Linked DNA regions of Mus musculus: region 2 is linked to region 1. Evidence: chromatin loops called from intact Hi-C (ENCODE). Cell type or tissue: left cerebral cortex. All regions are shown on one strand.

Region 1 (8,000 bases):
ACTACAGGTGCAGGACTCCAAAGACCAATTGATCCTGTATATTTATTTTTTTCTTTTTCTCTTTCACCAAATTATCCCCAGATAGTCAGAGAGTACTGCTTTTCTCAAACCTGTTCTCTTATGTGTAAACTATCTCTAGTCAGGGTACAAAGCACCTATGAGCATTACCTTCGCTTCTCTAGATTTTCACATAGCTCTAAACACATACACAAAACCACACAAAACAGAAACCAACAGATCCAGACACACGTGACCCTTTCTTGTCCTCCGCAAGCAGGCAAAAGAATTAGACGATTTCAGAGAGGGAAGCTTCCACTTCAACAACAGAACTCGGTCCCTCTGACCAATCTCCAGAGACTACCAGGCATTCCTGGCTCTCCCCACTTTCCAGGGCATCCCCCAGGGCAGCAGCCTGTGGTCCTCCTAGCACGTCTGCCGATCACAGTCCTCCGGTCCTTATGGTCCGAGAGGACAGCTGCAAATACAAAGTGTGCGTTTCAGAAAACCCCATCATCCGCTTCCACTGGGACAACCAAAACCAGAGAAACCAAACTTAGGTGGATCCAAACTCAGGCTGATCAGTATAAACTCAGGCATATCAGCATCCAAAACTCAGGCTGATCAGTATAAACTCAGACGGATCCAAACTCAGGCTGCTCTGTGCTTCAGAAACAAAGGACGAGACACAGACAAACAAACCAACACAACAAGTGCACGTTTGTTTCAGAAAACAGAAAACAGACACTCAGAATAGAGACACCGGCCGGCACACACACATTCCAGGGGGGATCCCTATACCTCCAAGTCGGTTCTGGGTGTGAGGGGTGGTCGCGATTCCCGGCCAATGCACTAAATGAAAGACCCACAACGTGAGGACTCCCCCACGTTTGGACTCAGGAGAGGTGATACCCCAAATCACTCACGAGAAATGGTCTTGATGCAAACTGCAAAAGGACTTTTATTTCAAGAGCACTCTTGGGCCCACAGTCTTACACCACGAAGGGGTAGAGGACCGTGGTGCCCAGAGTAGCTGGGTAAGGGGGTATTTAAAGGAAGAAACCATAACTCAAGGGGGTGGGGAGGGCTTTGTTGGAAAATACCAAAAATACCAGTTAAGTGGAAAGTCAAGACAGTTTTCTAGGAGCCTCTAACAATAGCATATTTGCATAGAGGGTTCCAGCAATGGTCAGGGTGGGTCAGGGTGACTTTCTTTGAACAAACATGCCCTGAACCCAGGAAGCAGGTTGCTGGAGGAATGCCGCTATTTGTTTTATGATTAGCATACCATGGAGCATTGAGTCACAAAGGTCACATTCTCAAGCCTGGGCCTAAAGGCCTAGAATCTTTTGTTTTTTATGTTTCACTTTTTCACTCAAAGGGCTGGAGAAATGGATTCAGCAGTTTGGTTAGCCTGGGTACCCTCTTCCGGCCTCTGAAGTAACTACAAGAAGCAGCTTTCCCACCCTAAATGCAGGCAAAACACCCTCCCCCCAACCCCACCCACTTTTTTTTTTTTTTTTAAAGAAAAAATGTAGCCGGGCAGTGGTAGCGCTAGCTCACCTTTAATCCCAGAATTTGGGAGGCAGAGGCAGGCGGGTTTCTGAGTTCCAGGACAGCCAGGGCTACACAGAGGAACCCTGTCTTGAAAAAACCAGAAAAAAAAAGAAAGAAAGAAAGAAAGAAAGAAAGGAAGGAAGGAAGGAAAGGAAAGAAAAAAATGTTTATTAGCTGACCACACAGCTAAGGGGCTTGAATTTCTGTAACTTTTTTTTTTCATTTTCTGCATTTTTCATGGATTTGTTGTTGTTGTTGTTGTTTTTGAAGACAGGCTCTTCCTTTGTAGACCAGGCTGGCCTCCATCTGACAGAGAGATCCACCTGTCTCTATCCCTTTATGGACTGGGAAAAACCTACACCACTACATGGGGTTTGTAAGAAAAAAGAAGAAAAAAAAAAGCCCCTCAAATTGTATCATAGTCTACTGTGTTCTCTCCCCCCCCCCCCTCTCTCTCACACACACACACACACACACACACACACACACACACACACAAAGTGTACTGGCTCAATCATATCATATATGCATTGTTTGGAAGATGGATGTGAACACAATTTTATTTTCCAATTACCTGGCTTCATTTTTTTTTTTTTTCCTTCCCATGGCACGTTTTAAATTCAGGGTCAGACAAGAACTTGGAGCGTTTCTTTAGAATTTGTGGTGCGACTCGACCAAATAGAATACCTGGCCGGCAGGCTGGCAAGCGCTCGCAGGCCGGCTCTGCCATGGGGGCCTTCCGAGGAAGGGGTTTTTGTTCGTCCCTCGCCAAGGCCGGCCAGACAAGGCCACCCCAGGCCGGCAGGACGACAGCCCCCGGCTCGGGTTCGGCCGAGCCCGGAGGGGGGCGAGCAGGGACCCGAAGGGAGAGAGAGGCTCTGGGGCGGCGGCGGCGGCGGGGCGGGCCCGGAGGCCGGTGGGGGAGGAGCGGCGGCGGGGCTGCTGTGGCGACCGACGCGCGGCGGTGGCGGAGACCCACCCCCGTCCACATGGACAGTCGCCGAGGCCTGGGCTGATGCTCTGACGCCTGGGCGGGGTGGGCGGGCGGCGGCGGCCACTGCTGGAGCAGCGAGGGGTCGCGGGCGCCTCACGGTCGCGGAGCCCTCGCTCGGCTCAAGCCGCTGCGGCCATTTTACGGCCCGGGACGTAGAAGGCGTGTGAGCGTTCGCTCCGTTCTCCGTCCTCCGGAGCCAGCGGCGGAGCGGGGCGGAGGGGAGCGGAGGGAGCTCCTCAGAGGCCGGCGCGGCCCGGTGGATGGGGAGTCGTGTGCCGAGGGGAGCCGGGCCCGGGAAGCGCCGCCGCCGCCGCTCACGGTCCCCGGTAGGCGCCTGAGGAGAAGCAGCCCAGGCCGTGGGCCTCGCCGCCTCCCGTCAGGCCCGCTTTTGTGTGGGGGGCCCGGCCGGCGGGGAGCGCCCCTCGCGGAGGTCGAGCCCGAGGCCCGCCACCCTGCGGCTGCTACCCTCCCGACGCGCGGCCCCCATTCCCCGCCAGCACCGCGCCGGTGTCGGCCATGGAGTAAGAAGGAGGCGGCGTGGAAGGAGGAAGATGGCGGCGGGCAAGAGCGGTGGCAGCGCTGGGGCTCTTTTCCTGAAAGGTACGCTCGGGTCTCCCTCGGGGGAGAGTCGGGGGCGAAATTCGCCGACACCGGGGTGTCTCCCACCCCCGGGCCGTGATACTCAGCTCTCTGCTCCGGGTGGGCTTGGGGCCGCGGGGGCCACGGGGGCCCGGACGGCCGATGGCCCGCTGGGAACGCGCTGCAGGCGCGCCGACTTCGGGTCCGCCCGGGCCAAGGCTCGGGCAGGCCGGCGCGAGGCGGCGCGGTGGTAGCGCAGCGAGCCGAGGCCCAGGGCGGCCTGCGAGGGGCGCGCCGAAGGCTTGGGCTCGCTCCCACCTCCATATTCTCGATGGGTGCCTAGTGGGTGAGGAGCAGACTTCGTCCGCGTCTTTCTTAAGCGTTCGTGGAAAGTTTCAGACCTAAGCTTGGTTGAAACTGGCCGATCCAAGGAGGCAGGGGGAGAGGTGGTGGTTAACACTGCCCTGTGGTTAAAAGCTCCCAGGCTAGCCGCTGCCCTCGGGGTGCAGGTTAGACCCGGCGGTGCCCCGAACTCCGGTGAGATGTGTTTGGTTGTTTATACTTTGTAAAGCAGGTATGGGAGGTGGAAAAAAAAAAAAAGAGAGAGAATGAGCTTCCAAGTGTCGGTTTGGAGACAGCCGGGGAAGGTAAAAGAGTTAGGGTGTGTTCCCATTTTTAGTCGCTTGTGAAGCAGAGTTAACTATTTCAGTTGGTGGACCAAGCCGGCTTAAAAGGTCTATTTTGGTTTGGTGTGGTGGTAAATGGATAACGATACTGGTTTTTGCCTATGGCTGTAAAGGGACTTCCATAATACAGGTACATTTAGTTGCAGTTGTGAACCGGGAACGTAAACGTTCATTCGACTTTAAATTTCCTGGTAATCGGATTTGTAAATATGTTTAGGAAAATAAGTCCGCGTTCAGTAATTGTTAAGTATATTTACTCTTTGGGGGTAATTGCAGGATTTTGTTTTCTAGATGAAATATATCCAGGCCATGCTTTAAGATATGATTTAGAAATATTACAGAATTAAGAAAATGTAGTTTAAAATTAAGAAAGACTTGCCGGGCGTTGGTGGCTCACGCCTTTAATCCCAGCACTCGGGGGGCAGAGGCAGGCGGATTTTTGAGTTCGAGGTCAGCCTGGTCTACAGAGTGAGTTCCAGGACAGCCAAGGGCTCCACAGAGAAACCCTGTCTCGAAAAACAAAAAAAACTAAAAAAACCAAAAAAAAAAAAAAAAAAACCAAAAAATTAAGAAAGACTCTTAGTGGTAACGGGAGGGAGGCTATGCCTTGTTTACTCCTTGACCGAGTGGGTTGTGAATGGAGACTAAGAGGAAAAGTAATTTTCTTTATTCTTTGTACTTGAGAATAGGGAAGTGGGGGGGGGGGGGGAGCAGCTTTCTTTACTTTGCAGACCGGACTTTATGTAAGACGTGGGGAATGGTTGTCCTCTATGATAAGGAAAGCTAGTATGTTCTCATGACTTCATTTCATATTACCTCCATACTAATTTGACCGTGGTAGGGAACCCCTGCCAACAGGCGGAGAGAGGAGTAGTAGCTCGCAGGTAGCCGGTGCTTAAGCGCCTGTGTTTTTGTTTGGAAATTGGAAATTCACCAGATGGTTTTCTGATGTTCATAGTTTCTAGGCAGATGATTATACGTGTAGGTTTTTGTAGGTTTGGGGCTTCTATGGGCTTCTAATTGAGTTTAAATTCTGAGTGGATGAAACACAGCATAATACAAGCACAAAGCCATCACTGAGAGTTCATCTGATTTCCATTGCTGTTAGTTTATTCTAATTTACTCCACTGTAAATGTACAGATGTGAAAGTTTGGGTTTCATCTTGTCTCATCCAGCTTTTTTTTGTTTAAAAAATTGAGACAGGATCACATTATGTAGTCCGGCCTTGAACTTCTGGAAATCCTCCTGCCTCAGCTCAAGGATTACAGATATGAGGGTTTTAGAAATTACTATTTTAAAACCTTTTTAAGAACATTTATTTATTTAGTTTAGTTTATTTTGGATCTTTGCCTGCATGTATGTGCAATGTATACAAGCCTGGTGACCACAAAGTCAAAAGAGGGCACCTGGAACTGGAATTATGGAAGGTTGTGAGCCACTATGTAGGTACAGGGCCCTGCACTTTGGTCCTCTGCAAGAGCAGCAAGTGGTCTTAGCCTACAAACTATCTCTCCAGCCTCTAGGCTTACTTTTTAAAGATCCCTATATTACACTTTGGTTTTTCTCTGTTAGTTTGGAAAAAATGGAAGTAGGTTTTGTTTTTGTTTTTTTGTTTGTTTGTTTTGTTTTGTTTTTAACTCATCAAATATATTTAATAGTCTAGTCTGCTTGGCTGGAATAAAACAGTGAATGAAATATTTAAAAGTCACTACCTTCATGGAACATTTAGTGAAGGAGACTGTCAACAAGTTAAAAAACCTCAATGCATTTAGAACAGTCCTATCCATGGTTTCCAGAACTTCTATCAGTTTACTGAGGTTTGCTCAAACTAAACAACTGTTTATAATGCCCTGGTGCCACCTGTGCTCATGAATCTGCATGCAACTACATGGAATACTATTTTATTTTTCTTATCAATTTATCAAATGACTCCTTTGTGCTTCTTAGCCCTATGAAAATAAAAGCTCGGTGAAAGCTATCCGGATGCTTGTGGTTTTACTATCATATTCTTATGCCTGGAACAAACTTGCTGTTAATGAATAAACTGGGTCATTACAACGGGCAAAAGGCTGCAGAGGAAGCATAGAGAACAATGATGGAAACATTATTTTATGCTTTTAAAGTTAAGAAAAGTGTGACACATGCTTTTAATTTCCCCACTCTGGAGGCAGAGGCAGGCTGATTTGAGGCTAGCCTGGGCTATAGAGTGAGTTCCAGGATAGTTAGGGCTACATAGAGAAACCCTGTTTGGAAAACCAAACCAAACCAAACAAAACAAGAGAGAGAGAAGTGGGGTGGGGGGAGAGAAGAGACAAAAGAAACAAAAGAAAGCAAGAAAGGTGTCTTAAAAAAAACAAAAAACAAAAAACACCTTGGTCTTGAGGTACTACTCAAAGGAGAAGACACAGGTCAGGGTTTAGAGCAAACAATGGTGAGAGCAGTAGAAGCTCTGTGGTACAGGATTGAAACTATGTCTCTTTCAAAGCTGTAGGAAGCCTTTGGAGAACTAGGGGCAAAAAGTATCCTGATATAATTAACACATACTGTAGTACTTGCTCAGTAGTAGAGTGCTTGCCTAGGTTTCACAAAGCCTTGGGTTTGATCCTCAGCTTGGTAATAAAACAGACAGGGTGGTGAATGTCTATGATCCCAGCACTTTTGAGGCGGAAGTAGAAATGTTCAAGGGCATGCCTATGGGATACACGATACAGGAGACTGTTTTTTTTAAAGGTCACTTTGGTAGTCCTCTCTGCAATAAATTAACAAAAGTGCAAGAATTAAAGGGAAGTGAATTCAAAACAAAACACTGTTGCAGTTTTGATAGAAAGAAGTAAGCCTGGCTTGGAAATTGGAAAAGGAGAGTCAGTAGGCAGAGGATAGTTTGATATAGAGTTTGTAAGATTTACTCATACATTGCTCACTTAAGATGAAAGTAAGGGAAAACTCCAGGTTCATTCTTTGAGGTTGAGCTTGAGGTACTAGGAACTAATGCCATTCATTGATCCTGAGTGGACTGAGAAGGGAATTAATGCTTTGCAGGATCCCAAGTCTCAAGTGGATACCTTTGCTCTAGACTATGTTTTAACTGGTAAGGGGAATTCTAGTTGTGTGCTTTTGTGACTTCTCTAGAGGGAAGAGGCTACTATTTATTGGATCCTTTGTATTGTCCTTGTGTTGAATTTTCTTTTCCACCTTTGACTGTTTCTTTTACATCTGTTGATATACTGAGGTCATGCAGCTCCTTCTCACTTGTGATAGACAATTTAGACAGGTTTCTCTGTTCATTCAGCGTGTGTTTAGGAATAACAGTTGCTTTATTTAGTCACTACACAGAGGCACGTGGGTTTTTGGCTCTCCTAGTAAGGAGACTAAATAATCATAATGACACATAAAGTTACAACTGTCAGGTATAAGAAAGGATTTATTCACAGTAAGAATTGTATCTATCAGAGTACTTTAAAGTGTGACTAGGGGAAGGAGTGGAGGAGAGGCAGCTTTCCAGGCAGAGACAGTATAAATAGGAGGACCATGGATGTTATAGGGGATGAGAACAGTGCCACCAGGCAGGGGGCTCGAGTGGTGATGCTGACCATGATGTCATCAAGTGTGCTTCTAAGACCCGTGACTTCCATGTGGAGACAGCTTTAGTGAACCATCTGGGAGAAGATGATTACTGTGTTTGGGCAACTATAGCTTGCTTATTCTGCTTCCCTTCTGACATTCTCTTTCATCTGTGATACCTTCCGCACAAGACTTAGACCTAGTTTGCTTTCTCATTACCTTTTTTTCTGCCATCTGAATTGCTTTCCGTGTTACTTTCTCCCATTTAGAGTGTGTGTGTGTGTGTGTGTGTGTGTGTGTGTGAGAGAGAGAGAGAGAGAGAGAGAGAGAGAGAGAGAGATTGAGAGCGCACACCAGAGTGCACATGCATGTAAGCAGACAGGGGTTCATCACGCCTATATGTGAAGACCAGAGGTCAAAGTGTCTTCTGTCACTCTAATGACTTTGAAAGTCTTATTTTTTTTTATTATTATTTTCTTCATTTACAATTCAAATGCTATCCTGAAAGTCCCCTATACCCTCCCCCGCCCTGCTCCCCAACCGACCCACTCCCACTTCCTGGCCCTGGCATTCCCCTGTACTGGGCTTCTGCTACATAAGCAGCTAGAGACACGAGCTCAGGGGT
Region 2 (8,000 bases), 280 kb before region 1:
GAAACAGGAAATAATCCGGACAAATAACTGAGCATAGAAAATTAAACAGTTTTGTTTTTTGTTTTTTTAAAAACGGAAAGCTGGGAGTTGAGCAAAGAGGGGGCTAGTCCACTAACACCAACATGTTAGCAATATGAACTTAAATGCCTAGGCTCTAGGTATTACTGTATTTACTGTTTATCTTAAATGTTGTTTTTAAAAAGTACACCCAAATTTGAGTCTAACCATTGATTAATTTTCTTTTACTGTTTTTGGATACTAGGTCTATGCACTGAATTACTACAGTCAAGCAGTCTACTACCTCAAGTCTCCCTAAACTATCTGGGGCTATAGGAACCGGACACCTGACCCAGCTCCCTAAGCATTCTGCTTGTTTGTTTGTTTTTTCCAGACAGGGTTTCTCTGTGTATCCCTGGCTATCCTGGAACTTACTCTGTAGACCAGATTTCTGGCCTTGAACTCAGAAATCCGCCTGCCTCTGCCTCTCTGCGCCTCTCTCTGCCTCTGCCTTTCTCTGCCTCTCTCTCTGCCTTTCTCTGCCTCTCTCTCTGCCTCTGCGCCTCTCTCTGCCTATGCCTCTGCCTCTGCCTCTACCTCTCTCTCTCTGCCTCTCTCTGCCTCTACCTCTCTCTGCCTCTGCCTGCCTCTCTCTCTGCCTCTACCTCTCTCTCTGCCTCTGCCTCTCTCTCTACCTCTGCCTCCCAACTGCTGGGATTAAAGGCATGCACCACCACTGCCCAGCTTGAAGCATTAACTTACAATTATATCACTTCACACTGATAATGCTTTTACAGAAGTTACAAAGGTGGTACTTTCAAGTTAGCTGAATATTTTGGCCTAGCCAAGAGCCTTAGAGGAGTCATTCATTGCCTTGTGGTGGGAACATGCTTGACTCTTAATTGTTGTCAAATTAAAAGAAATATTCAGTCTTTGCTGCAAATAATAAAGACATTATACAAGTCTTCAATAAATAAATTCATAATTGAAATATTTTAATGGTTACTAAAATTATCAGTGGTACTTTTCTAAAAAACTCACTTTACTTAGAAAATCTAAAAACCAACTAAGAGAGATTCATAAACTTAACAAGGGAAGGTAATAGGATACTAACTATGAGTATCCAAACATAAAAGCAGCTTTTCTGGGAAAATGTGAAAAGTCTATTAGTTTTACTTTCAATTTTCCAAGTTCTAAGCAAACACGCCATACCAAACATCTTGATTTATAAGTCTTCTGCCCTAGTAAGCTGAACTATACTGCACGTGGACTACTGAGTTTTCAAAAAGAAACTTAAACCATGTAAAACAGACAGCAGGAATCAGTGTGGGGGAGAACTGCTCACATCCTGTTTACCTTTATTTTATCTCTTTCTTTCTTCTTTCTTTTCCTTCCTTCCTTCCTTCCTTCCTTCCTTCCTTCCTTCCTTCCTTCCTTTCTGTGATACAGTATCATTCATTTAGTCCTATTCTAGAACTCACTATGTAGACCAGGCCCAGAGATCCACCAACCTCTGCTTCTCATGTATGTGGGTGGACCAAATGGGTATCTGATGCTTGCTGAGGCTGCAAGGGGACATGGGATGACTTAGAACTGTAGTTAAAGACAGTTGTGAGCCACCATGTAGGCACTAGAAATCAAACCTGGGTACTCTTGCAAAGGAAGCCAGTGCTCTTAAGTGCTGAACCAGCTCTCCAGTTCCTCCTGTTCACTTTTAATTATCCTCAAAGGCGTTTAGCCTAAGCTAGCAGCTAACAGAAGGTAGAGGACTTAGTGGGACAGCACTTCCTCGTGGCCCAGAGTTCAATCTCCAGCACACACAGAGAATAAAGAACAAGCATACAAACTTGTATGTCGAAAAAGCTCTCTAGGTTTTTCTAATAACTCCAGACCTAATTTGAAATCATTTGCTACATATCCAACACTCAAATTTTAATCATTCTATCTGCATGTGTTGGTGTTAATACAAAATTTCCAGTAACTCCTAATTTTCATTTTCTCTCATTTCAATTATGGCTTTTTGAACATAGCATTATTTTAAATCAAAATTAAGTTGTGAGTCACAGACTTTCAGAAGTGAATGGCATCTTAAGGATCATCCACTCTAAATCTTTGTAGTATTAAGAGCAGCTCACAAAAAAAAGGGTTCCATCACCACCTAGTGAGAGCTGGAACTTTCGCTCTAGGCCAGCTCTTAACTCCAATGTCCCTCTGTGCCACTACAATACACTCTTAAAATCAGGGGCACACTAAGCACAAGAAATTTCCATTTCACTAATCACTAAGTTTACAGAACCTTACTTTACTTTTCAGAACCCAAAAGTTTTAAAGAAAATTATTTTCCAACTGTAGTAAACAGTACTAGTTTTTTAACAATTTAGTAAATATTCATACACAATCTAAATCATCATTGCTTTCATCTTAATATCAAGTTTAAAGGAGATGGTGCAAAGGTCTAATGCTTAGGAGGTATCCCATTATCTTTCCTATCATCTCAGTAAGGGTCATGATGTAGTGTGAGAGTTTACACCTTGGAATCAGGACATTAACACTCCCAACAGTCCAGCCATCCCTCAGGCTGGTCCTTAGCTCTCATCTCCTGCTGATGGGTCATAACGCACATCTATTTTGCATCTAAGTGTAAAATCTTAGAAGAAATTCATTATCCTATTTATTTTAGAGATGAAGAAACTAACCTTCAGAGAAAGTAAGTCAATTACCCCCCCTGAAATCTAATTAAAGCTGCAGAGCTCAGGGTTTAGGTATGACAGGGAACAGAAGTGTTTTACATCCGAGAAGTTTTTTTTTTTTTTTTTAAAACATTCTGTACGTTTGTATAGTTTTCTCCAGTTGAGCATACCTAATCTCAAACTCTACAATCCAAAATATTCTAAAATCAAAACTTTTCTCCTGCCCAACCTGTTTGGCCCAGAGCTTCATTTACATTTTGGAGCATTTTGGGCTACCTTTGAGTATATCACAAGGCTAAAACCACGAAGATAAAATATATACCAAAAACATACGCTGTGAGCTTGCTCTAGTCAAAATAAAATTTAATAAAAGATTTTTAAAATACACTCTAGATACTATTCTTACTGTCATTAATACTGAAGCACTGTGCAGTTAAAATATATATATATATGTGTGTGTGTGTGTATGTATGTATATATATATATATATATATATATATATATATAAACCAGCTTACTTTAGTAAACTGAACAAAGTCACCAAAGTCCCTAGCTAAAATGACTGGGGACGTCCAATTAAATGTAGTATTTATTTTTAAATTAAGTACACAAAAATATATCTTTACAACAGAAGAAAGCAAGGTTACTCAACATCGATCTTGCCAGTTCAAACAGATGAAAACTCCCTTAATTTGATGGAGGACTTGTGGACGTCCAATACTGTCCGCCACACAGTACTCACATCCTGCTATAAACCCATCTTTACTGATGCGGACGGATAAAAATGCAGTGATTACTGCACCAACACAAATCAAAATGTTTCCCTCAGTAGAGTGTTTCTATCACATCTAAGTAGGATATTCCAAAAAAAAAAAAGTAATGCCAGTGAAATCGTTTATAGCTAGTTTCCAACTTATTTCGTGTGGAATCATTGATATGCATATTTTAAAAATCAAGCAGGAGGAATTAGGACCACTGTGGGGCATAATTAGAAATGAATACCGCCTAAAAACAAACCAGAACTGAAGTTTCATGCCTTTAACTATATCGTGGCCAACAACTAAAAATATCTAATTAGCTCAAAATCAAAGTTACTTGTGTGCGCTCTGTATGACTTAATTTCTTCACAGAAGAATCAATACCTTTATTGACTCCGGGTCCTACACCCAACCAATTTGTTAATCTCTGTGTCCCAGAATAACCCCCGCCCAAATAACAACAGTCTGCCCCTGTGAGTTGCCTCAGAGTTAAACACGTAAATCTAACTCTTTTTCCTCTTATCTCCTCCTAAAAGACATTCACTCTACCTCTCGGAAACCCACGCAAAGCGCCTCCAAAAAAAGTCTCGTCCACCCGACATTCTAGCTGTATTCATTCCATTTCCAGCCAGGTAAACCGAGAGCCAAAGGAAGCGAGCCCACAAAACTGCAAACTCAGAAAAGCCACAGAAGAAACCGAGAAGGCACCAGAGGGCGGGGCCCGCCTGTCACCTTCTGGGAGCCGGGGGATCACTGCCACGCCCCTCCCTCACCTCGATCTCACGGATGTTGTTGGAGGTGACGAAGATGCCGATGCCGATGGGGATGAAGATGAGGCCGATGATGAAGAAGGTGGGCAGCACCGTGCCGGCCGTGAGGATGGGCTGCCAGGCGGGTAGCCGTTGCTGTTTGAAGGCCGTGTTATCCGGCCTCCGGGTCTTGGCGGCGCCCCCGGGAGGACCCGCGGGCCCGCCGTCCACCTCATCCTTCGCGCTATAGTTCATCGCCATCGGCCCCCGGGCTTCGGCTCGGCCACGTCCAGCTGGGCCGCCCAGGGGACTTGCGTGCCGCCGACCCTGACAGGAGACGCGCAGTCACCGCTGCCGCTACCGCCTCCGCCACCCGCGCCGCCACCGGGGAGGCGGAAGAGGCGGGACACGCTTCTGCGGCCGGCCGCTGACCGGAAGCGGGCGTCTTTAGGAGACGCCCCAGGGAGGGAGAGAGAGGAAATGGGGAGATGATTGAGGGACGAGGGGAGGGGAGGGGGAGGAGGATGGAAGGGGGAGGAAAAAGACGGACGCACCCTGATCATCTGCCCTGTGACGACAAAGTGAGGGCTTTAGGCCGGGCGCGCGGCTACGTGAGCGCATGCGCGGCCCGGAGCGACGTCTGCGCACTAGGACGGTAGCGTCTTCGCTTCCCCGGGAGGACGCTTCTGTTGGCGCACACTTCCTGTTGTGGTTATCATGGAGACTTCTGGAGCCGTCAGGTCGGACTCGGTGACCTGGGCTACCTGTAATTTCGGCGCCGGGTTGACTTTTCTTATGACGCCTACGCCTCTTCTGAAGGGAGTTGTAGCGTCCTGGAGTCCACATGTTTAAAAGGATGCAGATCCCTATTGAATTTTAACTCGCCACTCAGTGTGCCTCTATGAATTTAAGTGAGGTATAACATGCGACCCATTTGATATAATAATAATAATAATGATGATGATGATGATGATGCAACCTAGTTTAGCCCTAATCCCTCGCTTCTGATCGATTTTCATTTATTTTTCTGTCTACTTCACATTGGTTTGGGAAGGTTATTGTAAAACATGACAGTGATTCTTTTTTTTTAAACTTGGTAATCAAAAACCAGAACATAATACCACTTGTTTAAAAAGGGGTATTAGTTTTAACCTGCCAAGGAAATTCTCGTTGAGACTATGTGTAATGTCAGCCCTTGAAAGGTAAAGGCAGAGTAATTGAAATTACAAGGCCAGTCTGAGCTACTTAAGAGGCCAGCAGGAAATCCATAGAGAACCTGTCTCAATAAATAAACAATAATTAGTAACTCAAAGACACCAAAGCAGTACAGAGAATACAAAGTGTAGAATTCAACTATAAAGCGTAAGATGCTAACCTCCATTGATTGACTGTAGGCAGGATTTTTTCTTTTCTATATTTTACAAATTTTCTTTTATAAGTGTGTAATTTTGCAAATTTACAAAAAAAATGATTATATAGCATCTACATTTTGAAATTGTGTTTGAAATCCAGACTATCTGACAGTACCTACTTTTAAAAAGTCTTTGTCTACAGTTTTGACTTGCTCCAGTATGTTCTTCTGTGATCTTGGATTTCCCGGCCCCGGGTTTTCCAGACAGGGTTTCTCTGTGTAGACCAGGCTCCCCTCAAACTTGTATAAATCCTCTTGCCTCCTGGGTGTTGTAATTAAAGGCCTGGGCCACCACAGCCTAGCTGATCTCAAATTCTTAAGGCCTCTAGAATCCTTAGGTTTGTATCTTGCTTTAGCAGCCTAAGTTTACCTTCAACCCCATTCAAATGGAAAAGAGTCTGTCATAGAGAGGCTTAGCCTGTTGTCTTAAACGTTCTGTTGGGTAAAATGTTCATCACAGTGTTGGGGATAATCATGGAGTCCTTTTTCTTTCTTTTTCCCCACTCCTGTTTAGATTATCACAGTTAGATGTGTTAGTTCCTTTATTTCTACTCTAGAACTCGGTTTAAATAGTGCTACAACTGAACCTTCAACATACAATTGAAAATATTCAGGGGAAAAAATTGCTTCTGAGCTAGTAAACACGGAGACAATTTCTCATCATTATCTTTTAAGTGGTTATTTCCATTGTACTAAGCAGTATAAATAATATAATCAGGAGACAGTTTGAAGGGTGTGGGGGAGATACATAGGTCATTTACAAGAGCTGCATTTTGTATAAGAGATTTGAGCACCTGAGGTTGTATCCACAAGTTTCTGGGACCTCTCCAGGATGCTGCAAGACACCTTAGTTTGCTTTAAAGCTTTGTTGCTGTTGTTGCAGGAGCAGTGATCTGATGGTTCTTGGTGTGCTTACCTACTTCCTGTTTCCTTTGGTTTGCTCAGAGCAAAGATTAACTGTCTCAGTTTTACTAAAAACTTCACTGGGGACTGGGTGATGATTACACACATTTCCTCCCAGCACTCCAGAGGCGGAGGCAGACAGATTTCTGTGAATTCAAGGCCAGTCTGGTCTATGTGAATTCCAGGACAGCCAGAGCTACACAATAAGTCCTTGTCTCAAAAGGTATCCTTTTTGTTTGTTTGTTTATTTGTTTTTGTTTTTGTTTTTCGAGACAGGTTTTCTCTGTGTAGCCCTGGCTGTCCTGGAACTTACTCTGTAGACCAGGCTGGCCTCGAACTCAGAAATCTGCCTGCCTCTGCCTCCTGAGTGCTGGGATTAAAGGTGTGCACCACCACACCCAGCCTTGTGTGACATTTCTTAATGCTATCAGATCAATAATCTGAAATGTATGTTTCATATAGTTTTCATTTTTTAGTTCAGTTACTACATTATGCCACTATGTCAGAAAGGAAGAAGAAGGAGAAGGAGAAGGAGAAGAAGAAGAACTTTGATAAATTAAGGAATGGAGAAAAGAAACCTAAAACAGTTGTTTTACTATTTGGCCAAAGTTCACACAGGTTTGTATGTCAGGCTCCTTCAGTACCTCAAGCTGCTTTAGTTCTCTATCATCTAAGCATACCCAAGGGTTTGTTTGAGTCTACAGCTTAATATTGCCTAGGAAAGTTAAACCTGAGAGCCACAGTTCTTAGAACATACCCTCACCCAAGACGTAGTTTCTTTGTGTAGCCCTGGCTGTCCTGAAACTCTGTGGATCAGGCTCTAAAAATTCAGAGATTAATCTGCCTCAATCTCCTGAGTTCTGGGATTAAGATGTGCTGAGAGAAAGTCCTTAATAATTTGAATACTTTTCAGTATCCTTTTGTTCCACTCCCATTCAGTTAGAGACTTCAGTGGAATAATATTTAAGGCACACCTAATGATTTTTAGAAGGGCCATGTAGACTTTGTGTGATACATTTAGTCTCCTAAATTATTTATTACACCAGAGAGTCATCTAAACTGGGTTTTAAAACTAAAAAAATTAAACATTAATCTTTTGTTAGCCAAGTGGTGGTAGCCTATGTCTTTCAGGATAGCCAGGACTACACAGAAAAACCCTGCCTGGAAAAATAAAAACAAAAAACAAGCAAACCTCCTCGGTAGCTGGTCATGATGATGCACACTCAAAAATCCAGCACTTGAGAGGCAGGGGCAGGAAACCAACGTCAGCCTGACTGCATGGAATCTTGACTTAAAAATAAGAACAAAAACAAACAAAAGAAACCCTTTCCCTGGTTTTCCCGTAGAGTGCTTATTAACTCTTAAAGTTGAACATTTAAGAGACCTTTCATCCTCACACTGAGTGAGAGTTCGTCTGATTGGCCTGAAGTCACTGCTGTTGCGGGCTCTTGTGTAACCAGTCAACAATCAGAAGTACTAGTCAAACAAGATA

The links. Hi-C counts contacts between places; a loop is a spot of excess contacts. Peaks named below come from ENCODE experiments on the same cell type or tissue, not always from the same donor. Only the 100,000 strongest peaks of a DNase experiment are listed, where the experiment ranks them.
Region 2: it touches region 1 in a loop (6-fold over the local background); 3 of 42 quality-filtered maps call a loop at or near these places.

The regions. Positions count from the first base shown.
Region 1 is chr9:80,064,425-80,072,424 of GRCm38, forward strand. It overlaps Senp6 (SUMO/sentrin specific peptidase 6), which reads left to right and starts at 2,479. Exons shown (of 24, transcript NM_001311110.1): 1 at 2,479-3,148. The coding sequence starts at 3,100. In left cerebral cortex, a CTCF peak has its summit at 3,409; DNase peaks (open chromatin) are centred at 2,528, 2,928, 3,361 and 7,368; H3K4me3 peaks cover 2,849 bases; H3K27ac peaks cover 1,886 bases.
Region 2 is chr9:79,788,756-79,796,755 of GRCm38, forward strand. Tmem30a (transmembrane protein 30A) reads right to left here and starts at 4,675. Exons shown (of 7, transcript NM_133718.4): 1 at 4,219-4,675. The coding sequence starts at 4,455. 4930429F24Rik (RIKEN cDNA 4930429F24 gene) reads left to right here and starts at 4,886. Exons shown (of 3, transcript NR_040734.1): 1 at 4,886-5,110; 2 at 6,985-7,130. In left cerebral cortex, no CTCF peak of the experiment used is centred here; DNase peaks (open chromatin) are centred at 1,573, 4,220 and 4,812; H3K4me3 peaks cover 2,401 bases; H3K27ac peaks cover 1,196 bases.